2 separate regions of the Homo sapiens genome follow, and region 2 is linked to region 1. The links are chromatin loops, found by intact Hi-C in ENCODE. Cell type or tissue: HCT116. All regions are shown on one strand. Each heading gives the region's core, and the rest is flanking DNA. Links, peaks and the distances in the headings are about the cores only.

What was found. A loop is a pair of places that touch in the nucleus more often than their neighbours do. Peaks named below come from ENCODE experiments on the same cell type or tissue, not always from the same donor. Only the 100,000 strongest peaks of a DNase experiment are listed, where the experiment ranks them.
Region 2: a loop joins it to region 1, with 15 times the contacts of the local background. A loop is called at or near these places in 8 of 110 quality-filtered maps.

The regions. Positions count from the first base shown.
Region 1 is chr5:104,175,091-104,183,433 of GRCh38, forward strand. No RefSeq gene overlaps it. Among named protein-coding and RNA genes, the nearest start is that of NIHCOLE, 98 kb to the left of the region's middle. In HCT116, for the core only: a CTCF peak has its summit at 4,223 (motif pointing left); a DNase peak (open chromatin) is centred at 4,171.
Region 2 is chr5:103,825,519-103,833,861 of GRCh38, forward strand. All of the region lies in intron 3 of LOC105379107 (a long non-coding RNA gene), which reads left to right. Among named protein-coding and RNA genes, the nearest start is that of NIHCOLE, 250 kb to the right of the region's middle. In HCT116, for the core only: a CTCF peak has its summit at 4,248 (motif pointing right); a DNase peak (open chromatin) is centred at 4,252.

The sequences.
Region 1 (8,343 bases), core at 142-8,141:
GGGAAGCTGCTCAAGCTGCTGAGATTAAAATTTACAGCATTAAATGATCACATAAGAAGAGGAGAAAGTTCTCAAATCAGTAATATAAACCTCTACCTCAAAAAACTAGAAAAAGAAGAGCGAATAAAAACTAAAGCCAGAAGAAAAATAAAAATAATAAAGATAATAGCAGATATTGATGAAATTAGATACACCAAAGCAATGAAAAAAACCAATGACATGAAATACTGCTTCTTCAAACAGATCAAGAAAAGTGATAAAAATTTGTTAGATTGATCAGGAAAAAGACAGAAGGCACATTTATAAATATCAGAATGAAAAGGAGATTATCACTACTAAATCCCACAGATGTAAAAATAACAATACAGCAATACCATAATAAACCCTAGGCTCACAATTTTGAAAAGTTAGATAATATTGATTAATTCTTTGAAAGACAGAAGCTAACAAAACACTCAAGGAAAAGCAGGCCATCTCATTACACTTAATTATATACAATATATAAAATTTATGGTTAAAATCATCCAAGGGAGAAAACTACAGACCAAAATTATTTCACTGCCCTATTCTGCCAAACAATAAAGAAACAATACCAATTCTATACCTCTCTTTCAAAAAAGGGAGGAAAGAATACTTCACAATTTATTGTATGAAGACAGCCTTAGTCTATACTGAAAGCAATATATAAATAAATAAACACAAAAAACCTATATATCACTATCTCTCATGAACATAGTTGCAAAAATCTTTGATGAAATATTTTCAAACTATATCCTACAATGTATAAAATACAGAAATACATTATGGTCAATTTATATTTTTCCTAGGGATGCAAGGTTGGTTCAGCATTTGAAAATCAATAATTTGTTGGATCAGTAGACTAAAGAAGAATAAATAATTATAAAGTTAGATGTATGAACTAGTATTAGATAAAATTTAATGTTTTCATGATAAAAATCTCAGCAACTCAAGAAAAATGTGAAGGAAACTTTCTTAACTTCATAAAATGTATCTAAAACAAATTCACAGTTAACCTTATACTTAATTGTAAAAGACTGAATACTCTCACTGAGATAGGAAACAAAGCAAGCATTTCCTCTTACATAATTTCACCCTGTTGGAAGATTTGCCTTGTGTAATAAGGCAATAAAAATGAATAATAAATAGATTAGAAAGAAAGGAATAATACTGCATCTCTTAGATTTCAAAAATCTAATGGGGGACACTTCTAGAATTAACAAGTGAGTCGGGATGAGACAGAGGATTCAAACTAAATACAGCAAAACTGTTGTTTCTATATATTAGCAAATAACAATTGGAATACAACATGAAGACCAATACCACTTACACAAGTATAAAAAAGTGAATATTAGGTATAAATATAGTAGAATGTATTTTTAATATCAGTATGCTGAAAACTATAGAACACTGATAATAGAAATAGATAAATTATACTCATTGATTGGAAGACTCAATATTTTTAATAGGTTAATTTTCCCCAAATTGATATAGATTCACTGAAATCTCATTAACGTCCCAGTTGGATTTTTGTTTTTTTAATAAGTGATCACAACCACAAATTTTTGAAAACATCTTTTTATACAGATGTTCATTATGTTATATATTTATGTAATGCATATTTTGTGTTTTGTTTATTTATTTAGATGGAGTCTCACTCTTGTCGCCCAGGCTGGAGTGCAGTGGTGCAGTCTCAGCTCAGTTATTTTAAGTCATTGAACATATTTATAATAGATAGGTCCTTGACTATCAATTCTATTAACTGGGTATATGAGGAGTTTGTTTCTTAGGAATATTTATTTTATTTATAGTGGATCATATTTACTTCCTTTTTCTCATGTCTGTTAATATTTTGTCATACCCTTACCATTGTGAATGATACATTGTCTAAATTTTGAATTCTATCATCTTGCCCTGAAATGTGGATTTTGTTCTACCAGGCTAAACTACTGATTGATAACTTTGAAGTTGTAATTCTTGATCTACACTTTGTTAGGGCAGATCTATGGAAAGCCTGAGATGTTGACCAAAACCCTCTCATCTGGAAGTGTTTAAACTGCAAACTCCCTCTTTCTGAGGTGGACGGTATCTTAAATCTTTGCTTACTACTTTGAGCTTTTAACTTGCTGTTTTCTGGTGTCTGTTCTCCCTCCATGTATAATTTAACTGTCTGTAAAGAGGTTAAGCGGCTATTTATGTGGAGATTTTAGGATTCTATTCACTATAATCCCTCTCTTTTGGAAGTCCTATTGGATTCTCTGACAACTCAAGCCTATAAGATTATGGCTTTCAGCTCTTCTGCTCAATTTCTATTTGTTTGACATCATTTTTGTATTATGGAATATCTTCTGAGGAAAAGCCATGTTTAATATAGATTTACGGGTTAGTATGCTAGATGTTTAGGGTTAGTATGCTACATTCTAGTTTCAGTTATGCACTTATAATTTTAAATTTCGTTTTTATTTTTTGAAATATAGTTTTGAGATATTCATATACTATAAAATTTATACATGTAAAGTATACAATTTACTGGAGTTTTAATAGTATATCTCAACGTTGCATAAACACTACCACAATCTAATTTCAGAACACTTTCTTCACTCCATATGGCTCAATGTGTTTCCATACTTATGACCCTGGCGACCACTAATCCACTTTCCACCTCTATGAATTTGCCTACTTGGCATATAAATGAAAGTATACAATAGTGATATAGGAGTTAAGAAGGAATCACTTAAGCAGATAATAAGGGTATGAGAGTCCTTGGTAAGGCTTTTCTTTTTAATGAAAAGCAGCCACAAATTATTTTCTAACAAAGAGCAGACAGTAAAGACAAGCTGCAAACAGACAAGAAAGCTGGGAGTTTGCACAGGTGAATGCCAGCAGGAACTAGGGGATACACATGTTCAAGATGGTGGCTCCATCTTTCCTTCTCTGCCAGCCACGTGTACAATAAAGATCAGACAAGATGGTACTGGCCAAGGGGAGAATTTATTTTTATATTAAGATTAGGATGGGGCAACCAGCCGTCCCTGAACCCTATGTAAACATCATACCTGATCTAACCAATCTGTGAACGCTGTGTAAATCAGACACTGCCTCCTCAAGCCGGGATATAAAAACTGGTGTGTCCACCGCCAGCTGGTTTTTTCTGCTCGGAAGTCTTCTCTCAATAGAGAGAGCTGTTTTTCTTTCTCTTTCCTTCTGCTCGGAAGTCCCCTCTCAATAGAGAGAGCTGTTTTTCTTTCTCTTTCCTTCTGCCTATTAAACCCCTGCTCCTAAACTTTTAGTATGCGACCATGTCCTAAATTTTCCTGGCTTGAGACGATGAACCCTGGGTATATAACCCAGACAACATAGTTGCTTTATACTGGAGATCTCGTCCAGGATACCAAGGTAAAACATTTATCAAAATGGTGAGTAGAGGAGCAAACTCCAACTCTGTCCTTTCATTTCGGGGCTCTTGCCCTCCATTTTAGAACCAAATCAAATCAATAAAGGGCATCTGTCAGCCAGGTAAAAACACAGTTAATGTGGCTGCTGTTCTTAAAGACCTAGATGTGAAGCTTGCTGAGGAGAACATGGAGAATCCCCTGCAACCACGGGTTGCTGGACATGTTGGCCATGTTTGAACCAGCTTCCTTTCATGGAGGACTTAACTGTTGCATGGGGCTGAAAGAGGTTTCAGTGCAACTAAGGATTCCTGGCTGGGGCTATCCCCTGGTTTTATCCAAAGGCTTCTGGACTGACCCCAACCTCTGACCACCCAATGGGGTGTCGGCTACATAATCTCCAACTTTTCTATTGTAATTTCCTCCTTTCCTCTCCACAACTGCCATATCTCCTATGCTCTCTGCATATGCAATATGTGGGAAGTTTTACAGTTCAGGGAAGTAATCTTATTTGGCAAGATCAAGGAGTATTGTAGTAACTGGGGATATAGCTCAAGGGAAGGCGTCTTTCTGATTTTCTAAAAACAGAGGGTCTCCCTTCTACACCGAGCATACTCTCTGCCCGTGGTCTGGAGAGCACCTGGCATTTCTAGGTCACTCTCTGCCCCTGGTCTGGAGAGCACATGGCATTTCCAGGTCTCTCTCTGCCCTTGGTCTGAAGAACACATGGCATGTCAACGTCACTCTGCCCTTGGTGTGGCGAGCACATAGCATTTCAAGGTCAACAGCACCACCTAGTGGCATCGAGATAATCTCCATGAGGCACACCATTGGTTCGTTACCAAAACACTCTTAGCTTACCAATTCTCTTCCCTTTTTGTGCCTCTCTACTAGAAACCAGCCTTCATGCTCCTGTAAATGGCGAAATTCTGCCTTCAACAACTAGGAGTAACATATTATCCGGAGCTAAATTCTAGTCTCAATACTGTCCCATCAGCAGGAAAATAGCCATTTGGTTCCCACATTCCTTTAAGTCACCTATTCTGCCTCTAATTAGAATGGTATTTAATTAGTAAGGGGATTTTTAAGTTCAGAAGTTAACCAGAACCATTTTCTAAGGTTAAATGCTTTAGCATGGGCTATAACAGTAGGATATGGAGCCCAAATCAACCCACTTCCTCCATTAAGGAGGAAAGTGCAAAAGTTTCCCAAAAGCAACTTTCACATAGTCTCTCGAGAGATCCTTTTTTTTTTTCGGGGAGCTAGGCAGGTCATACAAGTCTAGGAAGTCAAAGGGGAATCACAGGCAGAGAACTACAGCTGCATGGTGGGCGTGACTAATCCCAATCTCTTAGTTCCTCTGGTTCCATGGCTGGGGGTCACACCTGCAACCATGGGTGGCACATTCAACAAGGTGCCAGGACCCAGGAACCACGGAGGGGAAACAGCTGGGGGACACCCACACTGTCTTCCTCCCAACTCTGGGTCATACCAAAAGGAAGAAGGCAAAAGGGATACCTTTTTCTCACTTCTCTTTCTAGATGGGTAACAGGTTATCTTCGGGCTGTACTCCTCTGGAGTGCATTCTGAAGCACTGGGACTCCTTTGACCCTGAGACTTTGAAGAAAACATGGCCCATTTTCTTTTGCATAAGGGCATGGTCTTTTTACCCTCTTGAACCAGCCTGGCTTGTGGAAGGAAGCTTAATTTTAATATTAACTGACAGTTAGATCTTTTCTGCAGATGGGAGGGCAAATGGTCCAAGGTACCTTATGTGCAGGCTTTCTTTTGCTCTGCGTGACAACCCATATCTTTGCAAACATTGCACAATTGACTCAGCCCTTTTACCTATCATGTCAGACGGTCCCAAGGGGAATGATTCCCCAAGACTAGAAAAGCAAATTCTGCAGAAACCATCTGAGGCAGCTATTGAGTGTGCCAGCCCTTCCAGTCTCCCTTATCTGGGGCCACTTCCAACCATGCCACAGATCTTCCACCTCCACCATCTCCAAAGTTTCCCACTTTCACACATTCACTGTTCCCTCTACAGGAAAGGCCCAATGGAGGTGATGCCATTAGGGTTCAAGTTCCCTCCTCATTGCAAGCTCTTAGGCAAGTAAAGGGAGACCTAAGCCAATTTTCTGATGACACTGATAGGTATATAGAAGCCATCCAAAATTTAACTCAGGTATTTGACCTCTCCTGGAGGGATGTTATGCTGCTCCTAAGCCAAACCCTAACCACAGCTGAGAGGCAGGTAGCTCTGTAGGCAGCAGAGAAATTCAGAAATGAGCAATGTGTCTCCCGTAGTAGGTCTAAAAGAAAAGAGAAAATAGGGAAGGTGAAGAAATAATGGAAACTCCATTCCCAAAAGGAAGGAAAGCAGTTCCTCTTGACAACTCTAATTGGGGCCCTAATGATGCTACAGATGAATGGAAAAGGAAACATTTTTTAATGTGCATATTTAAGGTCACACCTGCAACTATGGGCAGCACATTCAACAAGTGCCAGGACCCAGATCTAGTGCCAGAAAAACTTGGACTAAACCTCTTAATTACTCTAAACTGTTCATGATAGATCAAAAGCCAGATGAGAATCCTACAGCCTTCTTGGAAAGACTGAGAGAGGCACTAATAAAGCACAACAATAATCCATAAACTCTTTAGCCTCAGTAGTAATACAGAATAGACAGGCCCTAGATGTCCTTACAGCCAAAGGAGGGGGACCTGGGAGTCTTAAATGAAAAATGCTGCTTCCAGATCAACACCTCTAGTCAAGTAGAAGAAAACCTACAGTTGCTTAAAGATCAAGTTAAAATCAATTACAGATTAAAAGAAAATGCAGGCTCCAGCCCTGGATGGCTACAATCCCTCTTTAATGAATTCTAGTCTTCTTCGTGAAACTGGCTAGTGACATTGTTAACTGGTTAGTGCCCCCTCTTGCTCATATGTTTTATATTAACGTCTGGACCTTGTCTACTCAATACTGTTACTCAAATTGTTTACTCTTGCCTAGAAGCAATCCAATTCCAAATGGTGCTGCAGAGTGAACCACACATGGACACGCCTTTCTTCCGAGGACTCTTAGTTCAACCCCAGGAGGATCCCTACTTTCTGTTCCTCACACTGCTTTTCAGCAGGAAGTAGCCAGAAAGAGTCATTGACCAACACCCCTAACAGCAGTTAGGGTTACCACTCCTGAGTGAGGAAGGACATAGGAGTTAAGAAGAAATCACTTTAGCAGATAGTAAGGGTAGTGTAGTCCTCAGTAAGGCTTTTCTTTTTAATAAAAAGCAGCCACACATAATTTTCCAACAAAGAGCAGCCTGTAAAGTCAAACTTCAGACATAGAAAAGAAAGCTAGGGTCTGGGCCTGGTGGCTCATGCCTGTAATCCCAGCACTTTGGAAGGCCAAGGTGGGTGCAACACCTGAGGTCAGGAGTTCAAGACCAGCCTGGCCGACATAGTGAAACCCCGTCTCTACCAAAAATACAAAAACTAGCTGGGTGTGATGGCAGGTGCCTGTAATCCCAGATACTCGGGAGGCTGAGGCAGGAGAATTGCTTGAACCTGGGAGGCAGAGGTTGCAGTGAGCTGAGATCACGTCATTGCACTCCAGCCTGGGCAAGACAGCGAGATTCCATCTCAAAATAAATAAACAAATAAGTAAATAAACAAATAAATGGAAAGAAAGAAAGCAAGAAAGCTGGGAGCTTGCACTGGTGAATGCTGGCAGGAACTAGAAACTAGACATGTTCAAGATGGCAGCTACATCTTCCCTTAGCCGCCAGCCACTTGTACAGTAAGGATCAGACGAGATGGCACGGGCTGAGGGGAGAATTCATTTGCATGGTAAGGTTAGGGTGGAGCAACGAGTCTTCCCTGCACACTACGCATACACCATACCTGACTGAACCAATCTGTGATCCCTACGTAATTCAGACACTGTCTCTGCAAGCTGGACTGTAAAACCTAGCACATCTGCTGCCAGCCATTTTTTTCCACTCAGGAGTCCCCTCTCTTAATAGTGAGAGCAGCTTTTCTTTCTCTTTTCTTCTGCCTATTAAACCTCCACTCTTAAACTTGTGTGTGTCTATGTCCTAAATTTTCCTGGCATGAGATGATGAACACTGCATATATACCCCAGACAACATAGCCGTTTCAATACCTGTACTTTTGTGTCTGATTTTTTTTTTTTTTTACTTAGTCTAACCATTTCAAGTGTTTATATTGAAACACTTTCAGTAGTTCATTACTATTTGTGACCAAATAATATTACATGTATGGATATACCACATTATTTAATCCATTCATCAGTTGATACACACTGGTATTGTTTCCACTTTTTGGTAATTGGGAATAAGGTTACTATGAAGATTCTTGTACAAATTTTTATGTAGATGTGTATTTTCATTTCTCTTGGGAATATACCTAGGTATATAATTGCTGGGTGAGATAGTAACACTATGTTCAACATTGTAGGAACTGCAAAACCCTTTTCCACAGTGACAGTACCATTTTACATTTTCACCAGCAGTGTATGAGGGTTACAGCCTCTCCACATTATGGCTATATTAGCTCACTAGGGTTGTCATAACAAAGAATCACAAATTGTGTGGCTTAAAAAATTTATTTTCTCACAGTAATGCCCACTAGAAGTCCATGATCAAGATGTTTGCAAGGTTTGTTCCATCCAAGGGCTCTAAGAGAATCTGTTTTATGCCACTCTCATAACTTCTGGTGTTTTTTGTCTTGTAAATAATATCATTTGTATCTCTGTCTTCATCATTACATGGAATTCTTGTTGTGTTCTTGTCTATTTCTGTGTTCAAATTTCCCTTCTTAATAAAGAAAACAGTTATACTGGATTAAGTCCCCCAGTGGTGACCTCATCTTAACTTGACTGCATCTACAAAAACCTGGTTTGCAGATAA
Region 2 (8,343 bases), core at 169-8,168, 350 kb before region 1:
TTTCAGACAAAAGCTTTTAATTACTGCATTGGTTACATTTATCTTTAATAAAATGTCCCATTTGTTTATTGTAGAAGAGAAACCAAAGAGAGTAATATGTTAGGCTAGTGCTTCTCAAAGTTTGTGCAGACACTTCACTTGGGGATCCATTCTGTTAAAATGTAGATGCGAATTTATTAGATCTGAGGAGAAACTTGAAAACTTACATTTCCAACAAGCTCTCAGTTGATGACTGCTTGTAGTTCCTGCACTGTATTTTGAGTGGCAAAGTCTTAGACAACACATTGACATAAGTTGATTTTATATGAAAATACCTTGTATTTAAGGAAAGACATGCCTTGATTGTTATTGGAATCTGGTTTCTGTGAGTGCCAGAACTATAAGGAAAGTCATTCTAATTACTTCCTATGAACCTGTGAGAGCGAATTCTGCATTCAAGGATACTCATTGTTCTAGGTAAAAATTCTATATTTCCTGACCTACAATAAAAAGTGGCATCTTTGTTGTAAATTTATAAGAGTAAGCATATTAAAAGAGAAGCCTCATTCTGGAAACAAAAGCTGAAATGGTTTATTTCTATTCCTTTGCAAATTAGCACAAGAGGCTATATTTCTAATCTCAAATCTTCCCATCTGTTATCTTATCTTAGTGCCTATTTTTTATGTATTTTGTTATAGTTTTGAAAGAATATCAGATGTAGTTTATCCTTTTCACATTTCTTTTTTCTTTGTATCCTGGAACCTTCCTACCCATAGAACTAGTTTGAGAGGCTGAGGCATATTGCTCCAGTGAAGGGAACACAGAAAATAATTTAAAGGGAATAAAGAGTGCAATTCTTAGGTTTTGAGCTCCCAGGTAGACTTTTATAAATCTATTGCAAAGTCAATAGTCTGAAAGTCAAAGCTCTTCTGAGATGGAAGGGATGGAATATATTCAGAGAGAATAGTTTTGTTTTGTTTTGTTTGAATTCCAAACTATGGGCTCTGAATATCAAGAGCAAAACCTAGAGGATTCATAGCACAGAGTTTATACAATACGCCACAGACTACGGAAGACTGTGAATGACATGAAAGCAGTGTGCCACTCAAATGAAGCCGGATTTGATCAGTGGTTGGAAGATCAGAGGGAATGAAACTAGAACTCAAAGGCTACCTGGAATCATTGTCTGGGTAGTGTGGGGTAGGGAGTGGGGCTTGAGAGTAAATAAAAACACACATATGTTTAGGGGAATCTGCGAGTGGAAGGGGCTGGTCTTGACTCACAGAATGTGTAGGTTGGTGACACTATAAATCTCTTTGGGAGGACTCGTATCTAGAAGCAGAACAGCAAAAGCTGAGAGAAACAGCTCTAACAGTAGGCCTGGTGGTACTCAGAGCCCTGTTCTCATAAGTGTGGGGAAGGGGATTGTACGAAAAAGAAGCCTGGATCAGGATAAGGGGTCGATCCATACTTGATCTGGGTTGTGGCAAGATGAAGGACATCAGCAGAAAATGTCAGCATTTTATAAAGGAGACTAGATGAATTCCACACAATGTGGAAAGTCAAAATCCTTGGGTCAGATACCTGGCAATAGAAAGAGCCCTTGAAACCATAGATGATGTCCAATAAAACAGGGAAAGGGAAACCAGATGGGAATGGGAGTTGTGGAAGAATCCTAACGAACAACCTGAATTGACTGAGTTGATCTAAACAGAGATCAAGGTTAAAGAAGTGACTCTGTTTACCTTGAGTTGTAAAGATTGAATTATCTTGTCATCATTAGAAATTGAGGGATGGAGGCTAATAAGCTAAATTAAGTTGAACAATGTAATAATAAAGTTGCAATTTATTTATTTATTTATCTATTTTGAGACGGAGTCTCGCTCTGTCACTAGGCTGGAGGGCAGTGGCACGGATCTCGGCTCACAGCAACCTCCGCCTCTTTGGTTCAAGCGATTCTCCTGCCTCAGCCTCCCAAGTGGCTGGGACTGCAGGCGCTCACCACCACGCCTGGCTAATTTTTTTTTTTTTTTTTTGAGACGGGGTCTCACACTGTCGCCCAGGCTGGAGTGCAGTGGTGTGGCCTCGGCTCACTGCAAGCTCCGCCCTCCAGGTTCACGCCATTCTCCTGCCTCAGCCTCCCCAGTAGCTGGGACTACAGGTGCCCGCCACTACACCCAGCTAATTTTTTTGTATTTTTAGTAGAGACGGGGTTTAACCATGTTAGCCAGGATGGTCTCGATCTCTTGACCTTGTGATCCACCCACCTCGGCCTCCCAAAGTGCTGGGATTACAGGCGTGAGCCACCGCGCCTGGCCTAAAGTTGCAATTTATTAACCTGAGTTCTATGTCAATTTATCATCTCTATAGCAAAATCATGCTAGTTCTGCTTACTTCAATTTTTTAAATAATAAGAGAAAAATAGATTTATATAGAATTTTAGAGTAGGAATCAACCTCAGGGATAATTGATTCATACCACTCTCCTTCTTACAATCTTTAGATACTTTTCCTTTTTCTCAGAATAAGTCCCCAAATCCTTAATGTGGTCTCAGAGACCCCCTGGATCTGACTCTTTGCCAGCTCTGCCGCCTGATCTTGCCCTGTGGCTCTCTGTTTCACCCACATGTTCTTGATGTCTCAGACTTGACCGGCTCTGTCTCACCTCAGGGCCTTTTCAGATATTGTTCTCTCTGCCTGGAAGACTTTCTCTTCCAACCACAAACTAGGTCACGTTTCCTTGTTAAATGCGTGTGTGTTACCCTGCACTGCTTCTTTATACTACCTATCACAATTGAAATTGAAATATGTGTGTGGATAATGTCAGCCTTCCTTCATAGGCTGTAGGTCTTCAGTGGTCCAGATACCAGGTCTGCTGTATTCAGTGATGTAATACATAGCTCCAGTGCATAGCACAAGCCTGACATGCTCATTAATACTTGGGGAGGGAGAGAGCAAGGGAATGGAAGATTGATACGATCTAACACTCTCATTTTACACACGAAGGTGTGGGGTTTGATAAGATGAATATTTCCAGTGATCCTTACCTGTAATCAAAAAGGTATTTTATTATAATTGGTGTGAGGCTGGGAAGAAATTTTCTCCAATGCTCAGAGATACTCAAAATAAATTCAGGAATATTGTCGAGTTTAAGAAATCATTACTCTCTACTTCTCTAGCCCTTTTTTGTATACATTATGTTTATTTTTCTTTGTGAAAACTGCTTTTAAAAGAATCATCTCATGCCAGTCAGAAGGGCGATTATTAAAAAGTCAGTAAACAATAGGTGCAGGTGAAGCTGTGGAGAAATAGGAATGCTTTTGCACTGTTGGTGGGAATGTAAATGAGTTCAACCATTGTGGAAGACAGCATGGCGGTTCCTCAAGGATCTAGAACCAGAAATACCATTAGACCCAGAAATCCCATTATTGGGTATATACCCAAAGGAATATAACTCATTCTACTAGAAAGACACATGCACGCATATGTTTATTGCAGCACTATTCACAATAGCAAAGACTTGGAACCAACCCAAATACCCATCAATGATAGACTGGATAAAGAAAATGTGGTACATATACACCATGGAATACTATGTAGCCATAAAAAGGAATGAGATCATGTCTTTTGCAGGGACATGGAAGAAGCTGAAAGCCATCATCTTCCCCAAACTAACACAGGAACAGAAAACCAAACATTGCATGTTCTCACTCATAAGTGGGAGTTGAACAGTGAAAACATATGGACACAGAGAGGGCAACATCACACACCAGGGCCTGTTGTGGGGTGGGGAGACAGGCGAGGGAACTTAGAGGACAGGTCAATAGGTACAGAAAACCATCATGTCACATGTATAACTATGTAACAAATCTGCACGTTCTGCACATGTATCCCATTTATTTTAGAAGAAATAAAGAAAAAAAAATCATCAGTCGCACTTTTATCACATCTCAGATAAAATGTTAAGGCTAGACCTTTTGCAATTTTTAAGCTCATTAAGTTTTGTGGTTTTTGAAAGATGGATAGGCACCAGATGACCAATTAGCCTCCAAATGTTTTGTTAGTCAGAAACCCACATATTTTGAAAAGATGTTTGCCATACCTGCAAAATGAAGCGAGAAAGACCAAAAAGACAGCTACAAATATTACTAAAGAAGAGAGTCTCAGCTTGTATTCTCTTATACAAGATTATGTAACTATACTAAATTGGTACTAATTTGGTAATCTTACCTTTGATATGCTTCCAGTCTCAAAATTCTATGCGCTGCAGCCTCGAGGGGGCGCTCACACTAGATTTGAATGAAATGTATTTTGCTGCACAGCGGAAGAAAATGTTTATTTTATTCCTGGTTTTCTGTTGCTTCTTGGCGTGGAAGCTGTGGAAACGGCTAAACCTTATCAATATTTAGCATCTTTTCTCTAAAATGACAAACTTTAGAAAAATAATTCAATATCAAGGTAAATAACCATACCTCTAGCTGCCTGAATATGCTTTAAACACTGTTGGAAAAACAGAATATTTCCCCTAAGAAAACTATATGAATGTCAGACAACTATTTTTTTTCCATAAGGCCTTATAAATAATAACTAATATTGTGCTAGGACAATAGAGGATTTTCTCAGTCTCCTCTGGGTGCCAGGTAGAACACTGGCTGTTAGCTCAGCTTTATGACAAAGTATTATTTTTCTGCTAAAACAGATGGATTTTGAATTGACATTTTGACATCACAGAATAATACATACTGTCCTTTCAAACACTCTTCTAGGATACATCAGGAAAGCAACTATTAAGTAAAATATATGACAGCAGGACTTCATTCTACTTTTCTTACTTGAGTGTTTATTTGTTTGAATTGGCTGTAGATAGGCTCCTAAGGATTTGAAGTGTGTCAGAAATGATTTGATTTAAGTCAAAAAATGAGCACAATCACACTTTGTCAACAGTCCCCAAATGACTTCTTCTTGGGAGGTTCCACCTTTATGGACAAAATGCAATAAGTTGAGAAAAGCTTTCATGGGATTGTCTCATTTGTAAAATAGATTTAAGACCTGAAAATGACATAGGAATATTTACCAGCTATAGATATTAACAAAATAATTTATACTTCCAGATAAGTGGATATGGAAATATGGAGACATGTATGGGATGGCTTGAAAATGGCATACAAATACGTAGAGATGTTATCAGAATAATTTCTATATCTATAAATGTAGGCTTAGAGACATGTCGGAGTAATGATTAAAGAAATATTTCCGGCTGGGTGCGGTGGCTCACGCCTGTAATCCCAGCACTTTGGGAGGCCGAGGTGGGCAGATCACAAGGTCAGGAGATCGAGACCATCCTGGCTAACACGGTGAAACCCCATCTCTACTAAAAAATACAAAAAAATTGGCCAGGCTTGGTGGCGGGCACCTGTAGTCCCAGCTACTCGGGAGGTTGAGGCAGGAGAATGGTGTGAACCCGGGAGGCGGGGCTTGCAGTGAGCCGAGATGGCACCACTGCACTCCAGCCGGGGTGACAGAACAAGACTCAGTTTCAAAAAAAAAAAAAAAGAAGAAAAAGAAATATTTCCTATGGGAAATGATCACAGTGAGGATTTTATTGTAACTGTGTGTGCATGTGTAGAGTAAAAAGACTACTGATTATTGCATTTATTATGTAGAGTTATTATGTATGAAGGAACATTGAAATCTGTTGTATTTTTCTAAAGGAAAACTTCTTGTTGTGCTTCATGTGCAGCCTTCTTCACAGATTTGAAGAAGTTTGGTTTGTTTCTTGAATCATTTATTTGATAGGTTCATTTCTTTGGATTTATTTTCCACTTTTAAGTTCAAATATGAGATTGTTTCTCTTGTAAAGACCACCTTTAACATTTTAACAACCTACTTAAAGATATTCCTCCTGACCACACCATTCTTATACACACCTACTCTTGCCCATCTGAGCTGTTTTAGTAAACTGTCAATTGTATCTTTTTCTTCAATTCCTCTGAAATCATTTTTAATCATTTAGATGAAAGCTGTCAGTGCTTATTCATTTTACCTCTCAAAAGAACTCAAAAGGCACTGCATTCTCATTTGCATGCTAATCGTTTCTTTCAGTCTTGCATTATTTTTAGTAGTGCACTTTGCTTCTCCAACATGAAATTAAGGCTGATAAAACAGAGCTATTTCATTGAGACTGCAGTAAGTGACATTATAGGCATAAGTATTATTATTATTAATATTAATTTTAATATTACAGACACTTAATTGAGAGTTTTCTCAAGAACTTACTTTATAAAGCTGGTTAAATATTATATTTAGTTTGTATTAGCTTAATCCTTTAAAAATCATGTTTCTAAATCTTGTGTAAAACATTTTGGTAAAAGGATGTTTCAAGACCCTTCAGTCAGCAAAGTGAAAATGAGACCTTTGATTCTCTTCTTAGACTACTCTTTATTTGAATGATGCAGGTTTCTCTATAGTGATCAAAGTGAATCACATGAAAGTGAATAGGACAAAGGGAATACTCCAGAAAGTTTGGATATTTTAAAAATTGCCTATTCATATAAATTAGAACTCAAATCCATATCAATCTTATAACTTAATCAAAAGAAAGATGTTAGCCAATTAGTTTGAATTCCTAAAATATGCCAGGTACATTACAAGCACTATGTCATTTTAATCATTCAGATGAGGACCCCATACAGATAAGGACACTGATGTCCACAGAGGTTGAATAAGTTGCCTAGCATTTTACCTCCAAAAATGATAGAAGTGGGAGATAGATTTAGGTTTCTCTGACTCCAAAGATGGTGATCCACTGAATTACTGGATTAATTTCTTGCATGTTTCCTTGTCTTACCTGTAATGATTAAAATGATTCTTTCACACTCTTGGGTAGTGAACTCTGCAAAGTAGGTTTGCTGTGCCCTGGTTAAACTTGTCTAAGTCCAGTAAGACAGAGCACCCCCAGACACAACAAGGTAAACGAAGCAGATTTATTACTTACAGATGGGCAGCCAGAAACAACAGAAGCCTAGGATTCATCTTCAGCCAGTCCACCAGGGCTGAGGAAGCGGCTTAGGGCAGATGGATCTCATCTGTGAGTGCCCCACTTGTATCACAAATGAGGGACTACTGAGTTGAAGGGTATCCCGTTTTTAGGTGAGATTGAAATAGTGTCTGGGCTCTTCTGAACAGTATCTTCCTATTTCAGGATGCTGCCTTTCCAGCACATTCTATGTTTTTTTTGTTTGTTTGTTTTGAGACAGAGTCTCACTCTGTCACCAGGCTGGAGTGCAGTGGCGTGATCTTGGCTCACTGCAAGCTCCGGCTCCCTGGTTCAAGCAATTTTCCTGCCTCAGCCTCCCGAGTAGCTGGGATTACAGGCATGTGCCACCACGCTCAGCTAATTTTTATATTTTTAGTAGAGACAGGGTTTTGCCATGTTGGCTAGGATGCTCTTGATCTCCTGACCTCATGATCTGCCCACCTCTGCCTCGCAAAGTGCTGGGATTACAGGTGTGAGCCACTGCGCCTGGCCTTTCTATGGTTATTGTTGAGAACTACAAGTGAGAGAGAGGAGAGAGCTGGGTCAATCAAGGTCACCTGGAGAACTATCTTGCAAACTGAACTGTTGAAGACAGTGTCAACAATAAAAAACCTTAAATTCTATATCTAAGATTCAGGGATGCATACTGAATCCTGGATGTAGAATTTAAGGTTTTCAGTTGTTGGACATTGTCTTCTTTCTCTGCTTTGTTTTTTTTTTTTTTTTGAGACAGAGTCTCGCTCTGTCGCCCAGGCTGGAGGGCAGTGGCACCATCTCAGCTCACTGAAAGCTCTGCCTCCTGGGTTCACGCCATTCTCCTGCCTCAGCCTACCGAGTAGCTGGGACTACAGGTGCCCGTCACCATGCCCAGCTAATTTTTTGTATTTTTAGTAGAGACAGGGTTTCACCTTTCCCTGAATTTTTAAATGATTCAATAAGAGAAATAGTTTGGGTGAAAACTAAAATTTGAGAGAACAGGCTCAACATTCATGCATTTCAAAATTCAAGATTTCCCTTATCATATGCAACTGTCTCTCAATAAGCAATGGTGTTTGGGGATAGCAGTTAGAGAACCTTATGTTCTCAAGTTTCAAGCATATTTTATATGATTATTAATATTTTAAATATTTTAGTAACTCTTGAACTATTTAATTTACTTATACCACTTGGTAAGGCATAAAAGTGAACAGCTATTTGGTGAGATTCCATATAGCTGTTCACTTTCACTGTTTATCTTAGACAGTTATGTGATGAGATGGGTCTAGAGTTTGTTCTGAATTTCAGATGATGATTAACAACAATGTAATCATTAATATTTGTATTGTTTCC